Regions from separate parts of the Mus musculus genome. Here region 2 is linked to region 1. Evidence: chromatin loops called from intact Hi-C (ENCODE). Cell type or tissue: left cerebral cortex. All regions are shown on one strand.

Region 1 (8,000 bases):
CATGCCTGGAGGTTGAGTTCACCGAGGCCCTTCAATTTATTTACCTCACCTACCACCTACGCTGCAACCCCCAAACCTCCATTTCTAGCTCGGGGTTCCTTAACAATGTAGAGCTCTTCATACAAATGCTTCCTGGGTGATGCTTCTTGGATTCCTCTGTGAGCCCCACAATCCTACTCAGCACTGCTTTTACGTGTCTCCCATTTTCCCTTTATCAGTGAAAGCTGCCGTCAGCTATCTGGAAAAGCAGGGGGCATGTTGAGACCCTATCACAGTTCCCATGTCCATCTAAGCACTAACAACTGGCTCTACCTTCTTAATAGCAAAAGAAGTTCTCAAAATTCAGTATCTCAGGGTCATTTGTAGGACTTGCTAAACACTGCCTGCTAGGACATGAGCTCAAAGTTCTGACTCTAGAGATCTGGAGTGGCTTAAAAACTAGGGGATGCCTATGGTGGTCACCTGAAAACTATCTGTGCTGTGATAACTAGCCCACTATGTTACCATGGGTTAGCCCATCAGCCGTCATATCCTGCTGACATTCTAACCTTCTCTGACTTCCCTAACATATCATCCAAACTATAACTGGAGGGAGCCCTAAGAGCTGATGCTGGAAGGCCTGAGTTGAGGCTAGCATGGTCAGCTCTCTGGGTGGCCACCAGCCACCAGCATCAGGAATTGCTAGCTGGCAAACATCTCAAACAGTACAGCAATGTACACCAATGTGCTCTGGTCTTTTTGCTGGTCGTTTCTGTATGAACTTACCTTTCTCACAGGTATCACCCCATACCACTGTGTACAGTAATGAGGGAACCAATTTTCCATCTCCCCCTTAGTGACTCCCTGTCCTCTTCTCACTGACTGCTGACCATACCTTTCCTGCAAGTGTTTTTAATCTCCAGCTGTACCAAAAAAAATTCAGAGAGCCAGCTACTGTCACTCTATACCTGTCTTCTGAACACATGCCACTTTCCTGTCTATTCCGTAAACTCTAAATAACAAAGACCCACTATGGCTTGCTCCTGTGTCACTCCTCAGCATGAAGACGATGTGAACAGTGACAGGAGAAAGCTTAAAAATGACAGTACTGAAGCTAGACTTCACAGTGGCACGCCACTGCTCAATACCTGTTTAATTGAAACCTTGTAATAAAAGTTTAAATACATAAAATGATTTTTTTATCAAAAGAACTTCTTCCAGTTCCCTGGCCTGAGGCATTTGGAGGACAGGCAAGTGGGAACTGGCTCTCTGTAAGGAACGGGGAAATGGCAGGTCCAACTCTGGTTGCTATCTTCCTCCTCAGAGATGCTGTGATTGAACTCAGAGTCTCCTGTGAGCAGAAATGCAGCCCAGAATGGCTCCTTTAGCACGTGGAGTCACAGCCTCAGAAGACAAGGAAGAGCAGGGCCTCCTGCCTGGGCAGCACTATGTCTTCCACAGTGCGTTCCATGGCACGCACCTGCTCTGGGGAGGCAGTCAGGAATGCCAAAGGCCCGATGCGCTGCTCTGCACATGAGTGGCAGAGGTAGCCACCCTTGTTTTCCTTCCTGTTGCTCTACAAGGATGGATAAGAAAAAGAGTAAGGGACAATCTAAGGATAAAAATTTTTCACCAAAAAGCGCCGAATTACTGTCACATCTGCTAACATGCTAATTCATTGTGGCTGTGCACACCCACTGATCACTGATCTAGACTCAACTCCATCCCAGTCCTTTAGAGGACTAACACAATCATCCCATCAGGAGATAAAGAACTAGGGACTGCTGAGCGCTGGAGTACACAACTAGCATGCTCAGTTTCTAGCACCAGAGAATAAGAAAGAGATAAAGAACAAAGAAAGATTGAACCAGGTCCTCCAGGCAAACAGCTCCCCTCTGAGGTCTCTCAGCACAGCTCAACCTCCCAGGCTGGAAGTCTTTAGCACACCCAGGAAATAGCAGTCATCCAACCCAACTCACTTTAGATCATTGGTTCCATCTCTGACAAAAAGGCAGAACTCACATCTGCCATGCTTCCATAGAAAACTCTTGGGGAAGGAAGCATTATAGAAACGACTCCATTACCTCCCTCATCCAGAACCTAGACAGACACATAACGCACAAGCAAGAAAAGGTGCTTGAGTGACTTAACTCCCACAGTGAACGTACATAAGTGATAGGCAGTTTCTTCATGGTAAGGATGGTGTCCACAGGGATGGTGTTGTTGCACTGCCCCACACAGCAGTGGACCACTCCTGTTTTCAAAACGTTACTTGTCAACTCTGCTTGCAAGAAATACTCCTGTGAAGGAGAAAGACAGAGAGATGAATGGCAATACTGCTGCCTTCTGCTTGAAACCTCTACCAATGGAGGACCTTCTACACCTTCAGACAGGCAGCAGCAGAGAGCCACTGTCTGTTTCCTCATTTTCTAATGCTCCCAACTCCAGTACTCCAGACAGTCCAATGGCTTTTTGGTAATATTGTTAGGTTTTTATAAAAGAGACTGATAAAACATGATATTTCAGGACTATTTTGGATTCACAGACCCGATTACCAACTGCAATATTATTATTTTGAGATAGAGTCTCACTGCGCAGTGCAGGTTGGGGTTAAACTCCCAATCCCCTGCCTTTCCCTTCCAAGGGCTAAAGTTGTAGGCACACTTATGCTTGACCCAGAGATTTATCTGCATAAATTAGAAACCAGGTGAGCAGAACCTCGGAACTGAAAGAAACACTGCCCCAGGGAAGAAGCAGTTCAGTTACAGCACTGTCTGGTCGCGTTCAAGGCTTGCTTCAATCCCCAGCACCAACGTCCAAACCGACCCAGTGTATTCCTGTCTCCACAGCGTATTCCTGTCTCCACTGCGTGTTCCTGTCTCCACTGCGTGTTCCTGTCTCCACTGCGTATTCCTGTCTCCACTGCGTATTCCTGTGTCCACTGCGTATTCCTGTCTCCACTGCGTATTCCTGTCTCCACTGCATATTCCTGTCTCCACTGCGTGTTCCTGTCTCCACTGCATATTCCAGTCTCCACTGCGTATTCCTGTGTCCACTGCGTATTCCTGTGTCCACTGCGTATTCCTGTCTCCACTGCATATTCCTGTCTCCACTGCGTATTCCTGTGTCCACTGCGTATTCCTGTGTCCACTGCGTATTCCTGTGTCCACTGCGTATTCCTGTCTCCACTGCATATTCCTGTGTCCACTGCGTATTCCTGTGTCCACTGCGTATTCCTGTCTCCACTGCGTATTCCTGTGTCCACTGCGTATTCCTGTGTCCACTGCGTATTCTTGTCTCTACTGCGTATTCCTGTCTCCACTGCGTGTTCCTGTCTCCACTGCATATTCCAGTCTCCACTGCGTATTCCTGTGTCCACTGCGTATTCCTGTGTCCACTGCGTATTCCTGTCTCCACTGCATATTCCTGTCTCCACTGCATATTCCTGTGTCCACTGCGTATTCCTGTGTCCACTGCGTATTCCTGTCTCCACTGCGTATTCCTGTGTCCACTGCGTATTCTTGTCTCCACTGCGTATTCCTGTCTCCACTGCGTATTCCTGTGTCCACTGCGTATTCTTGTCTCTACTGCGTACAGCAGAGAAGGTTCCTGCAGTTTTCTATCTGTACATTGTCTCCATAAAGAGGAAACACCACAGCACAGGGAGGGGTAGAGCCTGGCACACAGCAAGCAAACACCCAACACAACATTAGCCATCTCAAGTGTAGGTGCCACCAGGCCAGGGCCCTTCACCTCAGGTTGGGTGGCTCCAGAGGAGTTCTATACAGTATAGACATATTAGCAGACTGCACATGTTTTCTGACCACTAAAGTGGGACTCCACATTTGCTAGGTAACAACAAGCTACTTACTGAACTTTTCACTATCTGTGACCACTATTTGATTCATTTGGTTCTCTCTTGCAGGACTTTTCTATGTGTTACAGAGGAATAGAAGAAACAGAATCACTGTGATAGTCTTCAGTCTCAGGCTGACTGATAGAGAATCTATTCACTACAACTTAGTGAAGCATGCTGTTGCATGTGTCTGTGAGGGCAATTCTAAAGACAATCTGACCCTGTCTAATCAAAATAGACGGATCCATACTATGACATTCCTGGGGGTGGTGAGAAGTACGAGGTGGGAACCAGCTGGAGCAAGCAGGCCACATCTGGGGCTTACCCTGGCCCTGACCTTCCCTGTATAGCTCTTTCTCTGCTACCTCACTAACAAGGTATGAGCTGCACTGCGGCAATACACCTTTTCCACCATGATGAACCCTCTTAACTGTGAGCTGAAACACAATCACCTTTGGTTCTTTAGTGTATGTCAAGCATTCCATGAAGGCGACAACAACGCTGACACAAACCTTCCGGTTCCAACTGAGTCCTAACAACTGACAGCCTAAACTCCTTAAGTAACAGATTTTTGTCAAGTCCTCCCAGAGCAGCTACACAAATTCATTGTGTCTTTTCGCTTCATAACGATTCTACACACATAAAAGAATGTTAGACAACATTATTAGTGGTATCAGCTGACAGTTTTGGTTCCCTTCTAAGTTATTCACTCCTCCCAGGGCCAAGCTCTGTTACCCACTGAGCTTCCTCTCCAGTCTTCATGAAATCTTTTCTCAACTCTACCGTCTCAACACTTCCAAAGGTAAAATCCTACCTAACTCACAGTGTGAAATGATTATTCTGTTCCGTGAGACTTCTACTGGGAAGCTGTCATATGCCAGAATGGTTTATTAAAGGTCTAAACACTAATGTAACACTGAAGGCGAAAGCACCTCTGTCAGCTTTCACACTTACAGTTTAAACTCCCAACTTAAATCTCTTTGGTTCAGGAAGGATGCATCCTAGGAACTGTTAATACAAACTCAAGGGTGGTTGACTGAACTCATTTATCCTGTGCCTGTGAAAAGCAGGACAGAGACAGAGATAAGGCAGGCAAGGAAAGGAAGTTGTTAATGGCGGGTAAAGCTTGAGGATTACATAAAAGACTGGGTATGAACCAGCTCACTTTCCTCAGTCTCCATACGGGACTTGGCCTCAATGCCTAAAGACTAATGTTCCCCAGAAGGGTGAATTCTTCTTGGAAAGCCTACTGCAAGAAGCAGCTGCCATTTCAGAAGAAGCAGAAGGGAGAAGTGTAGCTTTAGAAAACAAACTTGCCAGTTTTCCCACAGGATACGTGAATTAGCTGAGCACATGCAGAGTTAAGAATGATATGAAAACCGCTGACATTTTAAGCAAGCCTATACAGTCTGGCACAGACCCCATTCTCATACCACTTGTTAGAGCCTACCTGCTTCAGGAACCTTGCCTCTGTACATCCGAGGAGCCGTTCCTTTCCACCCAGCATCCTTCGTTGTTGCTGTGAGACAGGGTTTCTCTGTGTAACAAGCCCTGCTGTCCTGGAACTCTATTTGTGGATCAGGCTGGCCTCAAATTCATAGAGATCAGTCTGTCTCTGTCCTGAGATTAAAGGCGTGCACTGCCACGACAGACTGTCTTAGGGACTCTTTAGGCCTAATGTTGATCCCTCAAATCACGTGTGGCTCAAACACAAGGAAAGTAACTCCTGTTTCCCAGTCCTCTTACCCCAGCCAGAGTCAGGATGTTCTCCAGGGATTTGGTCATTATGAGCCGCTTCTTGGCACGAGTAACAGCAACATACAGTAAATTCCATTCATCCTCAGAAAACGACTCTAAACAAAGGAGGGCAAACAATCAAAAGCCTGCCCGTAAACTCATCTGTCATCCAAATGCTTCTAACTCCCCACTAGCTTCCTTATAAACCTCTCACTGTTTGCTAGCTGTGTATACAAAGGTTTACTACACATGCCAAACGGAAAACAACAAGTCAAACCCGCAATAACTACTTATACAAACTATTTGTTTCTTTTTAGTCTTGCCACAGTAAATCTTAGTTAACTACTCAAAATCTGCAATGAACCCACTGGATACTAACGCGTGCAGTGGAGCCAATGGATACTAATGTTTGTTGTGCCCTTTTCTTCTTGTCTGTGAGGCAGATGGCAAGTCTGAGGTTGACAGAGGTTTTGTCACTCACCATGACCCCACTACTGACCACCGGCTGGAGCTGAACTGAGGTCTGTGCTCCTCCCACTTTCCCACAGTGTCTGTCTGGATGAGTTCACTCTGATCTGGAACTGACTCACATCATAGGATGATAATACACTTATATGCCCACCTCACACCTATCACCTCCAAGTCTCAATACCTAGCAAACTAGATGAGTCAATCTATGAACTGACTAGAAGCCACTGAGCTGTGTGTACACTCTGAATGGATGGACTATGCAATGTGTAAGCCATATCACAACACAGCAGGTGTCTAAAAAAGTATGTAAATACTAAGAGAGCTTTTTGGTTTGTAAACTCAAATGCTTTTATTCTGAGATTTAAAAATCAAAACAAAAGCACCACTGTACAGACTTTAACAATAAGCCTCAAGAATCCACTGAAGCCAGAAACTGAGAAGCAGGTACTCTGCAGGCTGGGATATTGTACCTGAACATGCAAGACTCTTCTTTCAACCACTAGCATTGCAAACAGTAACAAACACACAGAGGTTTTTGCATTGGTAAGTAAACTATTGTTTTGAGTTTGTACGAGGCTAGGACACCTCGTATATGATGCTGATGGGCCGTTGTGTCCACAGGGACATCAAAGTGACTTAATACCTATCAGCCTCCTGAAAGAAAGGCCCGGTGGAAGCCTGAATTCTCTAAAACCACAGTATTAAAAATCAGAAATTTAGGACTAGGCATTACATTTGTTCTAGAACAGGAGGCCATTCTATCCCATCGAAACCAAAGCGGTCACCTCCCAGCTACAAAGCAGGAACATCCCAGGAGCTGTGTCCCCTTCCAGTGTCCTTACCAACTCTGAAGTGAGGAAGCTGGGCAAGATTATGCCTGGCACAAGGCACTTTCACGAAATCATCCAAAACGTGCACAGTGTCAAACTCTAACCCTTTGGCTTTGTGCACGGTGCCCAAAATGTACTCTAAAAAACAAACACGGCAAGTTAGATGGGGGCCCCACAGGGGAAAATCCAAGAGGAGACTTAGCATCTGTGAAGGTGTGCCCAGCACAGGAAAAGAGCACAGGAAAAAGGACTGAGAAAGTAAAAATTTAGTCACAGGAATACCTCAAAGTATGCCATTCAAGTCTGCCCAAAGTAACTCTACCACACCCCATGCTCACTCTATACATAGAAAACGGCTTTCCAGCTTGTCCAAAGTTACACATGGCAGAGCCAGGTCTAGAAAATTCTATTCCAGTGGCTTGAAAGTGGAATAGAAATAAAAAGAGTCAGTGGGAAAAGAACTGCTCCGCTTCCTTATTTACTTATACTCTTAGAGCACAGCTTCTGGCAGGTACAGATGCAAAGATACTTCAAGAAACCATCTACTCCTCCTCTTGGAGGGAAGGTAACAGCCACTTTCCTTACCTGCAAAGTCCAAATCGTCTATGTGGCATCTCTCTATCCTTTCTACCAGTTCTGGAATCCTGATATTGTATTTTTCAACTACCGCAATCTTCGCTTCCAGTTCCTTGTCCTCGGCAGCAGTCACATACCTCTTGAAGCCACTGAAGCCTTCTTTATGCACCCATCTTCTGATGAACCTGTCTTTAATGATGAGGTCTCCTAAGGAGGAGACACATCAGGTGAAATGGTCACTCACTGTGTGTCCATGATCAAGTCAGTTCAGTGGCCTCTTTGTCCTCAATTGAGCATCACAAGCCATATGCTCGAGAATCTCATCAATTAAAAGATCTGAAACAGTACAGTCCAAGGAGGAAAAGTACCGCAGAGAAGATGGAGTGTACAGCTGCCCAGACAGGCAGACGCATGCAGGGGAAGTGGCTGAGAGGAACAACCCTGGCAACTAATGAGACCACCGAGGAGGAGCTGGAGAAACCTGGCATACTTCTAAACACAGGCCCAGGTGCCCCTGAAGGGAGAAGGTAAACTCTCTTCCTCAGAGGGAG
Region 2 (8,000 bases), 150 kb before region 1:
TAATGCATATTAAAGAATATTGGGGCTGAAATAGTGGTTCAATGGTTAAGAGCACTGGCTATCATACAGTGTATATCATATCATACACTGGCTATCATACTGACCAGGTTCAGTTCCCAGCACCACACAGTGGCTCATAACCTACATAAATCCTGCTCCAGGAGATACAATGCTCTATTCTAACCTCCACAGGTACCAGGCACAATGCAGGCAAAACACTCATACACATAAAATTACAATAAAATAAATATCTTCAAAAGATTATTGATGACTCTGTACTGGCTGGTTTTGTGTGTCAACTTGACACAAGCTAGTGTTATCACAGAGAAAGGAGCCTCCCTCGAGGAAATGCCTCCATGAGATCCAGCTGTAAGGCATTTTCTCAATCAGTGGTCAAGGGTGGGAGGCCCATTGTGGTGGTGCCATCCCTGGGCTGCTAGTCCTGGGTTCTATAAGTAAGCAGGCTGAGCAAGCCAGAGGAAGCAAGCCAGTACGTAACATCCCTCCATGGCCTCTGCATCAGCTCCTATATCCTGCCCTGTGTGAGTTCCAGACCTGACTTCCTTGGTGATGAGCAGCAGTATGGAAGTGTAATCTAAATAAACCCTTTCCTCCCCAACTTGTTTCTTGGTCATGATGTTTTGTGCAGGAATAGAAACCCTAAGACAGGCTTTACTTTTATTTATTTTTGTTTTAGGTATATGAGTGTTTCTGCTGCATGTATACCTATGTACCGTGTGCATGCGTGTGTGGTGCCCATGAAGGACAGAGGAAGGTGACAGATTCCCTAGAACTGGAGTCAACAGATGGCTGTCATCCACTCTGTGAGTGCTAGGAATTGAACCGGGGTCTTCTGGAAGAGTAGCGAGTGCTCTTAACTGCTGAGCTATCTCTGCAGGCCCAGCCATTTATTTTTATAAGTTTAGGCACAGCTCCGTACAAAACATGGGGCAAAGCCCAACCGTAACTTCTGAGTTTTAGAGGAGCTCCAGGAGACCTGACAGTGGGTGGTCATGTTTATAAGTAGACGAATGCTGCTCAGTCACACTCTCAATCTCAGTTACAAAATCTGCTATGGGCAAAACCACTCATGCACACAAAATTAAAATAAATAATAAATATTTTCAAAAGATTATTGATGGCTTTTAGTTTTGTTTCAATTACTTTATTTTTGTTTTATGTGCATGAGTGTATTGCCTGCATATATTCATCGAGCATAAGCTAGCCTGGAACATCACTATAGAGCACAGGCTACCCCTGAATTTGAACACTTCCTGCTGCTGTCCTTCATGCTAGTCAAGGGGCGTTAGCTACTATTTATTATTGCTCTAATTTACTTCAAATGAACCTATTGCAAACATGAAACCTTGATGGAAATAACAATAAAAATGAAGTTATCTTCTTGTATAAAAATCTCCACTTCAGGCTGGGCACTTAATCTCAGCAACCAGGAGGCAGAGGCAGGGAGATCTCTAAGTTCAACACCAGTCTGGTGTACAAACTAAGTTCCAGGACAGACAAGGCTATACAGAGAAACCCTGTCTTGAACCTTACCCTGCAAAGGAAAAACAAAAACAAAAACAAACCAAAAGAACAAGAACAAAAATAAAACCCAAGAACAACAAAAAAACCCAAACCAACTCTGTATTTCTGAGTCTGGTATTAAAAAGTCCCAAGTGAAGCCGGGCGTGGTGGCGCACTCCTTTAATCCCAGCACTCAGGAGGCAGAGGCAGGCAGATTTCTGAGTTCGAGGCCAGCCTGGTCTACAAAGTGAGCTCCAGGACAGCCAGAGCTATACAGAGAAACCCTGTCAAAGCATCCCAGGTATAGCAGGAAGCAAGGCCACTGTGACTTCAGGGATGAAAACCAGGCTATTCTGCTCTAAACTCAGGACACAAGAGAGTCAAGCTTAGGATCTTCACTGTCCACAAATACCTGTGTGAGAATAGGTAATAAAAGAAAGCGAGGCACATACACTCTTTGTCTTTCTCTACAAGAGACGTCGGTGGGGCGATGGCAGCTCCTCCCATACCTGTGAAGACACAAGGATTGTGATTAGCAGTATATTTTAAGGAATAAGCCAAATTAGCATACCAATTTGGCACTTGTGTAGTAAGTAATTACAGCTTCCTGTTTCCAATTGAGCAAACAGAGATGAATCTGAAGAAGTGGAATAAATCCAGTTCCCTGTGATACCAAAGCCAATGCCCCAGCAAGCACAGCTGGATCAGGGACAATGCCCCAGCAAGCACAGCTGGATCAGGGACAATGCCCCAGCAAGCACAGCTGGATCAGGGACAATGCCCCAGCAAGCACAGCTGGATCAGGGACAATGCCCCAGCAAGCACAGCTGGAACAGGGACAATGCCCCAGCAAGCACAGCTGGAACAGGGACAATGCCCCAGCAAGCACAGCTGGAACAGGGACAATGCCCCAGCAAGCACAGCTGGATCAGGGACAATGCCCCAGCAAGCACAGCTGGATCAGGGACAATGCCCCAGCAAGCACAGCTGGATCAGGGACAATGCCCCAGCAAGCACAGCTGGATCAGGGACAATGCCCCAGCAAGCACAGCTGGATCAGGGACAATGCCCCAGCAAGCACAGCTGGATCAGGGACAATGCCCCAGCAAGCACAGCTGGAACAGGGACAATGCCCCAGCAAGCACAGCTGGATCAGGGACAATGCCCCAGCAAGCACAGCTGGAACAGGGACAATGCCCCAGCAAGCACAGCTGGATCAGGGACAATGCCCCAGCAAGCACAGCTGGATCAGGGACGCCTCTGGGGAGTATGAGTCCTAGCTCTTAGGAACACGTTAGGCAGTGCCACCATTCCTGCCCATGTCTGCTGGTCAGATAACATGAACACAAACTGAAAGACATGACAACTAGGATATCATGAACAGACTGTAAGGAACTCTTCATTACATGAATCCCAAAATACACAGTGTCCTGGCCATACCTCTAGCATTAGCAATCTGGGAGGTCACCGAGAGCTGTCACTTCCAGCACCAGAAGGAGACCCTGTGTCAAGCGTCTCACCCAGATGTATTGTGACTTTAATCAGTGGAATAGTAAGACCAATTGAAATTGGTTATAAAACCATGCTGTATCAATCAGCCTAAAAGGTTTCACAAAAGAAATGAAGGCCAGTAGAGATGCACTATGATGAACAGAGCGGGTGATGATGAACAGAGCGGGTGGTGATGAACAGAGCAGGTGGTGCACATTAACTAGAAATATAACCCTAAAGAAAGGAGGCTGACATTTCACTTCTTAAGACATATTTGTAACAGACATTTAAAACGTTATTTTCTGTTTTGTTCATGCAGACCGGCCTTGAGCTTGTGCTCCTGTTTCTATTAAAGTGCCAGGACTACAGGCACACACCACTGTGCCCACTGAGGAGAACCCAAGCTATAGATTTAGCATAGTAAGACGGGATGGTTCACAGCCCCAGTGCCGCGGACTCTGATCGCCCTGCTTAGGCAGCAGGTGAACATGAAAGAGGCTCCGTGGATGCTCGGATGCAGCGGAGTCATCAGCAAATGTGCCCCGGATGTGGGGTCTCCTCCTACATCCAGGGCTGGCCAGAAATGCTCTGGGTTGGAGAAGAGGCAAAAGATGACCAGGCCTCAATTAAGGAGAAGCGCAGAAGTAGACCTAATGCTGTTTCAAAGCAGGTGTTTCGCCATGTTAGTAAAGTTCACAGTAGAGAAGATATTAAACAGCATAAAGCAAAGCTGCTACGGAATGTGGACTGGTGAGAATCTAGGGCACTGGCCCAGCCCCCCAATTACTCAAACCAATGTGAAATACACCATGTTCACGGGAAAGGGAAAGCAAAGCCGGGACAGTGCTGAGTCTAGGGCGAGCTTGTCCACGCTCACGCCTTACTTCTTTTCCTCCGCTCTCGCTCATAATCTTCATCCTCATCAGAATCAGGGTCTGGTCGTCTTGAAAACCCACTGGCTTCGTGTCTGTCTTTACGCCTCCTGTAATGACAAAGTAACAAATGGCCATCCCTGATACATTAGGACAGAGCCCAAATAAAGCTTAACTGTCATTATGACTTCCTCTTGGCAAAACAAGACGAAGAAACAAACAAAAAACCCAAAGAGAAAGAAAGAAAAATGTTCACTGAATATAATTAATTCTTTTTTTTTTTTTGAGGGGGGAGGGTTTCGAGACAGGGTTTCTCTGTGTAGCCCTGGCTGCTCTGGAACTCACTTTGTAGACTAGGCTGGCCTCGAACTCAGAAATCTGCCTGCCTTTGCCTCCCGAGTGCTGGGATTAAAGGCGTGCGCCACCACTCCTGGCTTAAATAGTTAATTCTTATATGTATTCTGGGAATGGATTCAATAGAAAAATTTAAAAGAAAAAAAATGAACAACTTTAATGGATACATGGGCATAATTCATAGGGAAAAAATTTTGACATCTAACTTTGGATAATATGGCATATGATTTCAGGAGCTGGGAGGGGAGAGGGAGAAAAAAACTACAGTCAGGATTTAATATATGAGAGAATAAATTAAATTAAATAATAAAATTAAGAAATAATCCCATTACCTATAATTTTAAATTATAAGTATTATATAAGTACATTATAAGTAAATTAAAAAAAAATACATGTAATTTCACCTGGCTCAAAAGTAGGAAAGGAAGCCAGGTATAGTGGCCCAAGCCTTTAACCCCAGCACCCGGGAGACAGAGGAAGGTAGAGTTCTTGAGTTTGAGGCGAGGCAGGTCTACAGAGTGATTTCCAGGACAGCCAGAGCTACACAGAGAAGCCTTGTGTCAAAAAAACCAAAACCAAAATACAGTAAAGGAATAGCATTGAAATACTCTAAATGTGGTTCTAGCAGTCACAAACCAGGGAAAAATGGCAACAATGGAGTCTGCTGTTTTGATTCTGAAACAGGGCTGGCCTTGAACACTACATGGGTGGGATTACAGGCATGCACCACCACACCTGGATACCAGTGGGTTTTCAAAGTTATTTTTCTAATTCATGCAAAGTCTATACTTTAGGTTTTCTGAGTCTATAAATAAATTTTCTCAAGTGTGCCATCAATGTGGGTAAACCCTTGTTGACTGAAACCATAACCTCAGGCCTAGAGACAACAATAAAATTCACTCACTGTAACACACATTGACAGAAGACATTTGCTCCCAAATCAAAAGGAAACTTACTTTTCTCTTTCCTCTATTTCCTTCTGTCTTTCCAGCTCCCGCTGCCTCTGCCGCTCTTCTCTCTGGCGCTTCACCACTTTCTCATAGTCATTGGGGAACATAGGGTCATATTCATCAGCTAAGGGGATCAGAACTTCCCCTGCAGAAAACCCACTGGGCACAGGGTCCTGAGGAAGTAAAAAGCCCTAAGTGAGTGCCATGTCACATCCTGCAGGTTTCTCACAGAAGCCAAGGTCACAGGATGAGGCAAGAGAGGCCTTCCAGATTATCTAAGGATCCTCTGTTTCCTGGTGAGTCAACAAGTGCCCAGGAGGCCTCCCCTCAGCAGATGGCAGCACAACCTGGCAGTTAAGCCAAAGCTTATTTACAGAAAAGCACTGACAAACATAGCATCTCTTAAATGAGGCTTAAACAGTCACACTCGTCATCTGAATGGCATCTGTACAAACATACATGTGAAAGTGGATTATCATTTCCCAGACTTTCCTTGCTCCCTCCAGACAGTGTCTCACAGAGCCACACACTAGACACACAGCCAAGGATGACTTGAACACCTCCCAGCCTTCTGCGTCCCTGGAGCCGGTCCTATCAATGACATGCAGCACTATGCCCACTTTTTACTTTTAATGCTTTCCTCTAAAATAGTTCCAATACTGTTAACATACAATTAGAAATAACCTTGTAGTGTACGTTAGAAGGATTAAGTTACAGGTAATCCACTGGAGGCAATCCACTGAAACCATTAAGATGACCATACAGGAGCTGGAGACACACATCAATAATTAAGTGCACTGAGTGCTTTTCTAGGACTCAGGTTTCACTGTCCCACCTCTATCCTAGGGATGCACCGCACAGGCAACAGGCACACGTGTGGTGCACGGAAGCATGCAGGCCAAGCACTCACAAACAGAAAAATGTTTACACGACCACGTAGTTTTATAGTTTTCACCATGATGGATAGACAGTCAGTAAAAACAAATTAGAGAGCAGAAGGCAGAGAAGTTACAGAAAGATATTCTAACATTGTATAATTTTATAATGCCCGGGGGTATGTACGATTGAAAGGACAAGCTTTCCTTTTTTACCCACCTTTCCCTCCTGACATTTCCATAATCAACTATATTAGGTAACAAAGGTTTTGATGGTGATTAAGTAAGCCTTGGGTTGAAAACAATAAATACTACTGAAGAGACCTTGTGTGGGGCTGGGGCTGCTCAGAGGTTAACAGTGCTCACTGCTCCATCCGAGGACAGTTGGGAGGCTGACTCTCAGCACCCACACAGGGTTCACAAATGCCTATCGCCAGCCTCCATGTGTACACACACATACACACACACATGCACAAATAAAAATGAGGTAAGTCTTATAAAAAGAGCAACATCCTTGCAGAATAGAGAAAAACAGTGGGTGCAGGCAGGCTTACCTTCAGCCCAGCTGCCACGTGAGGTGGTGTGTCTGCAATCTGCCGGTCATCTGAGGAGCCGCCTCGCTTTAGGTCGATGACCGGAGCAAGCACTGTACTTTGCTTGGTCCTTTGGCTCTGACATCAGAAACAAGAAAAACACACCAAACTTTCAAATTAAAATTCATGCTACTTGCAACAAAGTCACCTTTTCTGGTCTCTGTAACAAATTTTTGGCTATGATAAAATGAGCCTTAAACAGTAGAAGTCTAATACAATCAGTGTTTTGACTATTTTCTGAGGGTCTTATAGAACCCAGGCTAGCCTCCAGTGCCCTACATAGCTGATGCTGAACTTGGATGCCTGACCTCTTCCCTCATACTGCTGAGTGTTGTTCATCACCAGACCCAGTTTACGCACAGGGGATTTAACAGAGGACTTCCTGAAAACTAGGCAAACACTCTACCAACTGAGCTGCCTCTTCATCCCCCTTTTCCCCTTTTTTAAAAGCACAGATTTCCTCTACTTTTCTATAAAGTCTACAGTGCATGTGACCACTTTATGGCTAGCCTTAAGATCCACCTCTCTGTCTCCAGAGGGTGAGTTCTACCCTACTTCGTTTAGAATGATTACCCCAACCAAATAAAAATTATTTAATATGTATGTATGCATGCATGATTGGGTAAGCATACATCTGTGTGAGGCCTGGGTCTCTCTCCTTCCACCATGGGGTTCTAGGGATCAAACTCAGGTCATCAGCCTTCACTCACCGAGCCATTTCACCACCCCTGCCAGTTTCCTAAATGTACTTCTGATTTCTCCATCTTCAGCAGTCCCCCTTCTCTGATACCATCTCCATTTTCTCTGGGACACTGTTATTACAAATGCTGCTTATTCTACATGTCTCCTTAACTTATACCTCTATGTTCTCGCATATCCAAAACCTGTTCAGATTAAGGTTAAAGCTTATAGACAAGAATATCCCAGCCGGGTGTGGTGGTGCACGCCATTAATCCCAGCACCGGGGAGGCGGAGGCAGGCAGATATCTGAGTTGGAGGCCAGCCTGGTCTACAGAGTGAGTTCCAGGGCAGCCAGGACTACACAGAGAAACTGTCTAGAAAAACAAAACAACAAAAAACTTAAAAAAAAAAAAAAAAAAAGAATATCTCAGCAAGCTGGTGAGCAACACCAAATTCTCAGGTTGCTAAGATGCCATGGCCATCCGTGTGGACTAGAGGTTGTCATGAAAGTTTAAATTCTCAGTATTTAAAGGGTACAAACTTTCACTCTTATCAGGAAGTCTGAGCTCTCTGGACTTTAACGGTGCTTTAAGCAAACAACATATCATCCAGGAATCATAAAAAAAAAAAAAAATCACAATATAAACCCTAACTTCCCAC

What was found. Peaks named below come from ENCODE experiments on the same cell type or tissue, not always from the same donor. Only the 100,000 strongest peaks of a DNase experiment are listed, where the experiment ranks them.
Region 2: it touches region 1 in a loop (2.7-fold over the local background); 2 of 42 quality-filtered maps call a loop at or near these places.

Annotation. Positions count from the first base shown.
Region 1 is chr2:11,741,479-11,749,478 of GRCm38, forward strand. It overlaps Fbh1 (F-box DNA helicase 1), which reads right to left. Exons shown (of 21, transcript NM_015792.2): 17 at 7,459-7,656; 18 at 6,886-7,011; 19 at 5,582-5,688; 20 at 2,148-2,279; 21 at 1,095-1,555. The coding sequence ends at 1,385. It overlaps Gm46731, which reads right to left and starts at 3,720. Exons shown (of 2, transcript XM_017319366.2): 1 at 3,539-3,720; 2 at 2,300-3,481. The coding sequence starts at 3,696. The coding sequence ends at 2,776. In left cerebral cortex, no CTCF peak of the experiment used is centred here; no DNase peak of the experiment used is centred here.
Region 2 is chr2:11,591,432-11,599,431 of GRCm38, forward strand. Rbm17 (RNA binding motif protein 17) reads right to left here. Exons shown (of 12, transcript NM_152824.1): 3 at 6,621-6,737; 4 at 5,198-5,364; 5 at 3,900-3,997; 6 at 1,977-2,033. Among named protein-coding and RNA genes, the nearest start is that of Rbm17, 7.8 kb to the right of the region's middle. In left cerebral cortex, no CTCF peak of the experiment used is centred here; no DNase peak of the experiment used is centred here.